Linked DNA regions of Homo sapiens: region 1 is linked to region 2. A link is an interaction called in ENCODE POLR2A ChIA-PET data of the cell type or tissue named here. Cell type or tissue: PC-9. All regions are shown on one strand. Region 1 overlaps MICA (MHC class I polypeptide-related sequence A). Region 2 overlaps MICB (MHC class I polypeptide-related sequence B).

Region 1 (5,000 bases), 94 kb before region 2:
CTTTGCAAATGACACGATGGCTGAATAGTTCTCCACATACACATGTACACCACATTTTCTTTATCCATGCGTCTGTTGATGGACACTTAGATTGCTTGCAGATCTTGGCTACTTTGAATAGTGCTGCAATAAACATGGAAAAGTAGATAGCTCTTTAATATACCGATTTCCTTTCTTTGGAGTATATGCCTAACAGTGGGAGTGCTGGAGCATATGACAGCTCTATTGTATTTTTAGTTTTTGGAAGAACCTCCACATTGTTTCCCATAGTGGTTGTACTAGTTTACGTTCCCACCAACAGTGTACATCCTCACCAGCATTCCTTATTTCTACATCCTCGCCAGCATTCCTTATTGCCTGTCTTCTGGATAAAAGCCAGTTTATCTGGGGTGGGATGTTATCTCGTAGGAGTTTTGATTTGCCTTCATCTGTTGACGAATGATGTTGAGCACCTTTTCATATACCTGTTTGCCATTTATATGTCTTCTTTTGAGAAATGACTATTCAGATCTTTTCTCATTTTTAAATTGGATTATTATATTTTTTTTCCTATAGTTGTTCGAGCTCCTTATATGTTTCAGTTACTGATCCTTTGTCAGATGAATAGTTTGAAAATATTTTCTCCCATTCTTGGATGGTCTCTTCATTTTGTTTATTGTTTCCTTTGCTGTGCAGAAGCCTTTTTACTTGATATGATCCCATTTATGCAATTTTACTTTGGTTACCTGTGCTTGTGGGGTATTACTTTAAAAATCTTTGCCCAGTCCAATATCCTAGAGAGTTTCCCCAATGTTTTCTTGTATAGTTTCATAGTTTGAGGTCATAGATTTACATCTTTAATCCACTTTGATTTGATTTTTGTATATGGTGAAAGACAGGGTCTAGTTTCATTCTTCTGCATAAGGATATCTAGTTTCCCCAGCACCATTTTTGAAGAGACTCTCCTTTGCCAATGTGTGTTCTTGGTACCTTTGTTGGAAATGAGTTTACTGTAGATGTATGGAATTGTTTCTGGGTTCTCTATTCTGTTTCATTGGTCTGTGTGTCTGTTTTTATGCCAGTATCATGCTGTTTTGGTTACTGTAGCTCTGTAGTATAATTTGAAGTCAGATAATGTGATTCCTCTAGTTTTGTTCATTTTGCTCAGGATAGCTTTATCTATTCTGGTTTTTTTGTGGTTCCATATGCATTTTAGGATTATTTTTATTATTTCTGTGAAGAATGTCATTAGTGTTTTGATAGGGATTGCATTGAATCTGTAGATTACTTTGGGTAGTATGGATATTTCAACAAAACTGATTCTTCCAATCCATGAACGTGGACTATCTTTTCCATTTTTTGTGTCCTTCAATTTTTTGCATCAGTGTTTTTTGTTTTTGGTTTTTGAGATGGAGTTTCACTCTTGTTGCCCAGGCTAGAATGCAAGGGTGTGATCTTGGCTCACCGCAACCTCCGCCTCCCAGGTTCAAGCTATTCTTCTGCCTCAGCCTCCCAAGTAGCTGGGATTACAGGCATGTGCCACTGTGCCTGGCTAATTTTCTATTTTTATTAGAGATGGGGTTTCTCTATGTTGGCCAGGCTAGTCTTGAACTCCTGACCTCAGGTGATCCACCTGCCTCGGCCTCCCAAAGTGCTGGGATTACAGGCATGAGCCACCACGCCCAGCCACATCACTGTTTTATAGTTTTTATTGGAGAGGTCTTTCACTTCTTCAGTTAGGTTTATTCCTCAGTATTTTATTTTATTTGTAGCTATTGTAAATGGGATTCGTTTCTTGATTTCTTTTTCAGATTATTTGCTGTTAGCACTGATTTTTGCATGTTGATTTTGTATCCTGCAACTTTACTGAATTTGTTCTTCAGTTCTAATGGTTTTTTGGTGGAGTCTTTAGGTTTTTCCAAATATCAGACCACATGATCTGCAAACAAGGATAATTTGACTTCTTCTTTTCCAGTTTTAATGCCCTTTCTTTCTTTCTCCTGTCTGATTGCTCTAGTTAGGATCTGCAGTACTGTGTTGCATAACTGTGGTAAAATTAGTCATCCTTGTCTTATTCCAGATCTTAGAGAAAAGGCTTTCAGTTTTCCCCCATTCAGTATGTTACTAGCTGTGAGTTTGTCATATATGGCTTTTATTATATTGAGGTCTGTTCCTTGTATACTTAGTTTTTTGAGAGTTTTTATCATGAAGGGATGTTGAATTTATCAAATGCTTTTTCAGTATCAATTGAATGATACTGGCTTTTGTCCTTTATTCTGTTGATATGACGTATTACATTGATTGATTTGTGTATGTTAAATCATCCTTGCATACCTGGAATACATTCCACTTGCTCATAAAGAATGATCTTTTTTAATGTATTGTTGAATGTGGTTTGCTAGTATTTCCTTGACGATTTTTGCATCGGTGTTCATCAGGGATATAGGCCTGTAGTTTTCTTTTTTATGATGTGTCTTTGCCTGGTTTTTGTATCAGGATATTCCTGGCTTTGTAAAATGAGTTTGGAAGTATTCCCTCCTCCTCTATTTTTCAGAACAGTTTGAATAGGACTGACATATGTTGTTCTTTAAAAGTTTAATTGTGGTAAATTATACATTACATAAATTTTACTGTTTTAACCACTTTTAAGTGTATACTCGGTGGCATTAGATACATTCACATTTTTGTGCAACCCAAAACTCTGTGCCCATTAATCGGTAACTCCCCATTCCTCCCTACCTCTGGCCCCTGGTAACCACCATTCTACTTTTTGTTTCTATGAATTTGACCACTCTAGGTACCTCATTTAAGCAGAATCATGTAATGTTTGTCTTTTTGTTTCTGGCTTATTTCACTTATAATATTTTTGAGGTTCGGTGGGCACAGTGGCTCACGCCTGGATTTCCAGCACTTTGGGAGGCTGAAGCAGGTGGATCACCTGAGTTTCGGAGTTCGAAACCAGCCTGGCCAACATGGTGAAACCCCATCTCTACTAAAAATAATAAAAGTTAGCCGGGCGTGATGGCGGGTGCCTGTAATCCCAACTACTTGGGAGGCTGAGGCAGGAGAATCGCTTGAATCCGGGAAGTGGAGGTTGCAGTGAGCTGAGATCAGGCCACTGCACTCCAGCCTGGGCAACAAGAGTGAAATTCCATCTCCAAAAAAAAAAATAAAACAATAATAATAATAATATTTTTGAGGTTCATCCAAGTTGTAGTATGGGTCAGAATTTCATTCCTTTTAAGGATGGATAATACTCATTATATGTATGTACCACATCTTGGTTATCCATCCCTCAGACAATGGACACTTGGGTTACTTCTACCTTTTGGATATTGGCAAATATTTCATTTCCTTTGGGTATATATTTATTTCCTTTGGGTATTTCTTTTGGGTATATATCCAGAAATAGAAGCAGTACACAGGGGCTTCATTTTCTCTGTCTCTTTGCCAACCTTGCTCTGTGTGTGTGTGTATGTGTGTGTGTAGGTGTGTGATAACAGCCATCCTGATTGGTTTCAGGTGGCATCTCATTGTGGTTTGGATTTGCATTTTCCTAATGAGTGCTGATATTGAGCATCTTTTCATGTGTTTGTTGATCATTTGTAATTTTCTTTGAAGAATTGGCCATTTAAGTCTTTTGCCCATTTTTTCCCCCACATAGCTTCTCTTATCAGATATATGACTTGCAATATTTATTTCATTTCGGGGTTGATTGCTTTTTCACTCTGATTGTGCCCTTTGATGCATAGATGTTTTGAATTTTCATCAGTCTACTTTGTCAGTTCTTTCTATTCTATCTGTGCTTTGGTGTCATATCCATGAAAGCACTGTCAAATCCTATGTCATGAACATTATCCCCAATGTTTGCTTCTAAGAAATTTTTAGGTTTTAGTTCTTGAGTGTAGAGTTTAGGTCTTTGATTCATTTTGAGTTAATTTTTGTATATAGTGCAAATTAAGGGTCCAATTTTATTTTAACACCCCCTGCCCCCAGAACTATTTGCTGAAAAGATCAACTGACTCTTTGTCACCTGCTCACCCCAGTGGACACTAGCTGTTCCATCCAATTGCTGTCCTGGGGCCTTGTCATGCTACTCTTCCACTTTGAACCCAAGCCCACACCGTTCGTTGCTCCCCTCTGGGATACTGACCCCACTATAAACTTCTCTGGGGCTACAACCTTCCTACCCTTTGTGCCTCATGACCACCCCCTCCCTTGTCCCCGCCATGCCCATGATGAGTCTCTTCTCGAGGCAGCTCCCCTTGCCTCCATCTCACCCTCAGCCTATGCACCACAGCCACACTGGACATGGGTCCCTCTGAGCCTGAGTCCCTTCCCATTCCCACCATCCCCTCTGGCAAGACCTTCCTTCCACCACCTTCATGCTCCTCCCTTGCCCCTGCAGGGCAGCCTCTCCCCTTGGCCCCTATTCCCTTAGGGGGCTTGTGGCCACCCAGTCCTTGCACCTGGCCTACAAGTTTGCCATCTTCATTCCCCCTTCTTCTGTTCATCAGCCCCCTCCTCTATCCTCCCACCCTCACAGTTTTCTTTGTATATGAAATCCTCGTTCTTGTCCCTTTGCCCGTGTGCATTTCCTGCCCCAGGAAGGTTGGGACAGCAGACCTGTGTGTTAAACATCAATGTGAAGTTACTTCCAGGAAGAAGTTTCACCTGTGATTTCCTCTTCCCCAGAGCCCCACAGTCTTCGTTATAACCTCACGGTGCTGTCCTGGGATGGATCTGTGCAGTCAGGGTTTCTTGCTGAGGTACATCTGGATGGTCAGCCCTTCCTGCGCTATGACAGGCAGAAATGCAGGGCAAAGCCCCAGGGACAGTGGGCAGAAGATGTCCTGGGAAATAAGACATGGGACAGAGAGACCAGGGACTTGACAGGGAACGGAAAGGACCTCAGGATGACCCTGGCTCATATCAAGGACCAGAAAGAAGGTGAGAGTCGGCAGGGGCAAGAGTGACTGGAGAGGCCTTTTCCAGAAAAGTTAGGGGCAGAGAGCAGGGAC
Region 2 (5,000 bases):
TTCCTTCTTTTCTTTTGGTTCCTTGACCCCAGTGGGCTCTCACTCCCCACACCGCATATCTAAAATCTGTTTTGCCTGCTCTTGGGGTGCCACTGCTCCCCCTCCAGCATTACTCCTTTTGGCAGGTCCTTCCTCAGGCTGAGAATCTCCCCCTCTACCTTGGTTTTCTCTCTCTGGCCAGCACCCCCACCCCTTGCTTTGTTTTTAATTTTTAACTTTTGTTTGGGTACGTAGTAGATATGTATGTATATATTTATGGGGTACATGGGATATTTTGACACAGGCCTACAATATGTCATAATCACATCAGGGTAAATGGGTTATCTATCACAACAAGCATTTATCCTTTCTTTGTGCTACAAACAATCCCATTATGCTCTTTCAGTTATTTTTAAATGTACAATAAATTATTGTTGGCTGTACTCACCCTGCTGTGCTATCTACTAGATCTTATTCATTCTAACTATATTTTTGTACCCATTAACCATCCGCACTCCCCCACTCCCCACTACCCTTCTCAGCCTCTGGTAGTCGTCATTCTATTGTCTCTCCCCATGAGGTCCATTGTTTTAATTTTTGGCTGCCACAAATAAGTGAGAACATGCGAAGTTTGTCTCTCTGGGCCTGGGGCTTATTTCACTTCACATGATGACCTCCAGTTCTTTGCAAATGACATGATGGCTGAATAGTACTCCACATACACGTGTGCACCACATTTTCTTTCTCCATTCGTCTGTTGATGGACACTTAGGTCGCTTGCAGATCTTGGCTATTTTGAATAGTGCTGCAATAAACATGGAAAAGTAGATAGCTCTTTAATATACCGATTTCCTTTCTTTTGGGTATATGCCTAACAGTGGGAGTGCTGGAGCATATGACAGCTCTATTATATTTTTAGTTTTTGGAAGAACCTCCACATTATTTCCCACAGTGGTTATACTAGTTTACGTTCCCACCAACAGTGTACAAGGGTTCTCTTTTGCTACATCCTCGCCAGGATTCCTTATTGCCTGTCTTCTGGATAAAAGCCAGTTTATCTGGGGTGGGATGATATCTCGTAGGAGTTTTGATTTGCCTTCATCTGATGACGAATGATGTTGAGCACCTTTTGATATACCTGTTTGCCATTTGTATGTCTTCTTTTGAGAAATGACTATTCAGATCTTTTGCTCATTTTTAAGTTGGATTATTAGATATTTTTCCTATAGAGTTGTTTGAGATCCTTATATGTTTTGGTTACTAATCCTTTGTCAGATGAATAGTTTGAAAATATTTTCTCCCATTCTTGGATGGTCTCTTCACTTTGTTTATTGTTTCCTTTGCTGTGCAGAAGCTTTTTAACTTGATATGATCCCATTTATGCATTTTTACTTTGGTTGCCTCTGCTTGTGGGGTATTACTTAAAAAATCTTTGCCAGTCCAATATCTTAGAGAGTTTCCCCAATGTTTTCTTTCATAGTTTTCATAGTTTGAGGTCATAGATTTACATCTTTAATCCTTTTTGATTGGATTTTTATATGTGGTGAGAGATAGGGTCCAGTTTCATTCTTCTGCATAAGGATATCTAGTTTCCCCAGCACCATTTATTGAAGAGACTCTCCTTTGCCCTGTATGTGTTCTTGGTAACTTTGTTAGAAATAACTTCACTGTAGATATATGGATTTGTTTCTGGGTTCTCTATTCTGTTTCATTGGTCCGTGTGTCTGTTTTTATGCCACTACCGTGCTGTTTTGATTACTCTAGCTCTGTAGTATAATTTGAAGTCAGATAATGTGATTCCGCTAGTTTTGTTCTTTTTGCTCAGGGTAGCTTTATCTATTCTGGGTTTTTTGTGATTCCATATACATTTTAGGATTGTTTTTCTATTTCTGTGAAGAATGTCATTGGTGTTTTGATAGCAATTGCATTGAATTTGTAGATTGCTTTGGGTAGGATGGATATTTTAACAAAATTGATTCTTCCGGCTGGGCACGGTGGCTCACTCCTGTAATCCCAGCACTTTGGGAGGCCGAGTCAGGTGGATCACTTGAGATCAGGAGTTCAAGACCAGCCTGATCAACATGGGGAAACCCCGCCTCTACTAAAAATACAAAATTAGCCAGGCGTGGTGGCATATGCCTGTAATCCCAGCTACTCAGGAAAGCTGAGGCAGGAGAATCGCTTGAACCCAGGAGGCAGAGGTTGTGGTGAGCTGAGATTGCACCATTGCACTCCAGCCTGGGCAACAGGAGCAAAACTCCATCTCAGAAAATAAAAATAAACATTGATTCTTCCAGTCCGTGAACATGGAATGCCTTTTCCATTTTTTGTGTCCTCTTCAATGTTTTGCATCAGTGCTTTATAGTTTTTATTGGAGAGATCTTTCACTTCTTCAGTTAAGTCTATTCCTAGGTATTTTATTTTATTTGTAGCTAATGAAAATGGGATTCGTTTCTTGATTTCTTTTTCAGATTATTTGCTGTTAGCACATAGAAGTGCTATTGTTTTTTGCATGTTGATTTTGTATCCTGCAACTTTACTGAATTTGTTCTTCAGTTCTAATAGTTTTTTGGTGGAGTCTTTAGGTTTTCCAAATATCAGACCACATGATGTGCAAACAAGGATAATTTGACTTCTTCTTTTCCAATTTTGATGCCCTTTATTTCCTTCTCCTGTCAGATTGCTCTAGCTAGGACTTGCAGTATTGTGTTGCATAACTGTAGTGAAAGTAGTCATCCTTGTCTTGTTCCAGATCTTAAAGAAAAGGCTTTCAGTTTTCCCCCATTCAGTATGTTACTAGCTGTGAGTTGTCATATATGGCTTTTGTTATATTGAGGTCTGTTCCTTGTATACTCAGTTTTTTTAGAGTTTTTATCATGAAGGGATGTTAAACTTATCAAATGCTTTTTCAGTATCAATTGAAATGGTGATATGGCTTTTGTCCTTTATTCTGTTGATACGATGTATTACATTGATTGATTTGTGTATGCATACCTGGAATACATTCCACTTGGTCATGAAGAATGATCTTTTTAATATACTGTTGAATGTGGTTTGCTAGTATTTCATTGATGATATTTGCCTCAATGTTCATCAGGGATATAGGCCTGTAGTTTTCTTTTTTTGATGTGTCTTTGCCTGATTTTGATATCAGGATATTCCTGGCTTTGTAAAATGAGTTTGGAAGTATTCCCTCCTCCTCTGTTTTTCAGAACAATTTGAATAGGACTGATATTTCTTGTTCTTTAAACGTTTAATTGTGGTAAATTATACATTACATACATTTTACTGTTTTAACCGCTTTTAAGTGTATACTCGGTGGCATTAGATACATTCACATTTTTGTGCAACCCAAAACTCTGTACCCATTAATCAGTAACTCCCCATTCCTCCCTACCTCTGGCCCCTGGTAACCATCATTCTACTTTTTGTTTCTATGAATTTGACCACTCTAGGTACCTCATTTAAGTAGAATCGTGTAATGTTTGTCTTTTTGATTCTGGCTTATTTCACTTATAATATTTCGAGGTTCATCCAGGTTGTAGTATGGGTCAGATTTTCATTCCTTTTAATGATGAATAATACTCATTATATGTATGTACCACATCTTGGTTATCCATTCCTCAGACAATGGACACTTGGGTTACTTCTACCTTTTGGATATTGGCAAATATTTCATTTCTCTTGGGTATATATTTATTTCTTTTGAGTATTTCTTTTGGGTATATATCCAGAAATAGAATTGTTGGATCATACGGTATTTCATTTTTTAATTTTTAGAGGAATCACCATAGTGTTTTCCATTGCAGGCGTGCCATTTTGTATTTCTAGAAGCAGTATACAGGGGCTTCAGTTTCTCTACCTCCTTGCCAAACTTGCTGTGTGTGTGTGTGTGTGTGTGTGTGTGTGTGTGTGTGATAATAGCCACCCTGATTGGTTTGAAGTGGTATCTCATTGTGGTTTGGATTTGCATTTTCCTAATGAGTACTGATATTGAGCATCTTTTCATGTGTTTATTGATCATTTGTATATTTTCTTTGAAGAATTGGCCATTGAAGTCTTGCCCATTTTTCTCCCCCACATAGCTTCTCATGGCTATTTTGCCCATTTTTGAGTGGGTTGACTGTTTTGTTGTTTTTGTCAAACTTTTTTGCATATTCTGGAAACTAATCTCTCTCTTTTTCTTTTTTTTTTTTTTTTTTTTTTTGAGATGGAGTCTTGCTCTGTTGCCCAGGCTGGAGTGCAGTGGCACGATCTCAGCTCACTGCAAGCTCCGCCCGCTAGCTTCATGCCATTCTCCCGCCTCAGCCTCCCGAGTAGCTGGGACTACAGGCGCCCGCCACCACACCCGGCTAATTTTTTGTATTTTTAGTAGAGATAGGGTTTCACCATGTTAGCCAGGATGGTCTCAATCTCCTGACCTGGTGATACACCCGCCTCGGCCTCCCAAAGTGCTGGAACTACAGGCTTGAGCCACCACGCCTGGCCTTCTGGAAACTAATCTCTTATCAGATATATGACTTGCAATATTTATTTCATTTCAGGGGTTGATTGCTTTCTCACTCTGATTGTGCCCTTTGATGCACAGATATTTTGAATTTTTCATGAGTCCAGTTTGTCAGTTCTTTCTATTCTATCTGTGCTTTGGCGTCATATCCATGAAAGCACTGTCAAACCCTATGTCATGAACATTATACCCAATGTTTTTTTCTAAGATATTTTTATGTTTTAGTTCTTGAGTTTAGAGTTTAGGTCTTTGATTCATTTTGAGTTAATTTTTGTATATAGTACAAATTAAGGGTCCAATTTTATATTATTTGAACATCCAGTTCCCCCAGCACTATTTGCTGAAAAGATGGACTTACTCTTTGAGACCCTGTCACCTGCCCACCCCAGTGGACACTAGCTGGTCCATCCAATTGCTGTCCTGGGGCCTTGTCATGCTACTCTTCCACTTTGGACCCAAGCCCACATCATTGCTCCCCTCTGGGATACTGACCCCACTATAAACTTCACTGGGG

Evidence for each region. Peaks named below come from ENCODE experiments on the same cell type or tissue, not always from the same donor. Only the 100,000 strongest peaks of a DNase experiment are listed, where the experiment ranks them.
Region 1: POLR2A ChIA-PET joins it to region 2 with 11 read pairs; 15 of 35 experiments call an interaction of 5 or more read pairs at or near these places.

Annotation. Positions count from the first base shown.
Region 1 is chr6:31,405,869-31,410,868 of GRCh38, forward strand. MICA (MHC class I polypeptide-related sequence A) reads left to right here. Exons shown (of 6, transcript NM_001177519.3): 2 at 4,675-4,929. Among named protein-coding and RNA genes, the nearest start is that of MICA, 4.8 kb to the left of the region's middle. In PC-9, no CTCF peak of the experiment used is centred here; a DNase peak (open chromatin) is centred at 2,063.
Region 2 is chr6:31,500,092-31,505,091 of GRCh38, forward strand. The region is part of intron 1 of MICB (MHC class I polypeptide-related sequence B); the gene reads left to right. Among named protein-coding and RNA genes, the nearest start is that of MICB, 4.4 kb to the left of the region's middle. In PC-9, no CTCF peak of the experiment used is centred here; no DNase peak of the experiment used is centred here.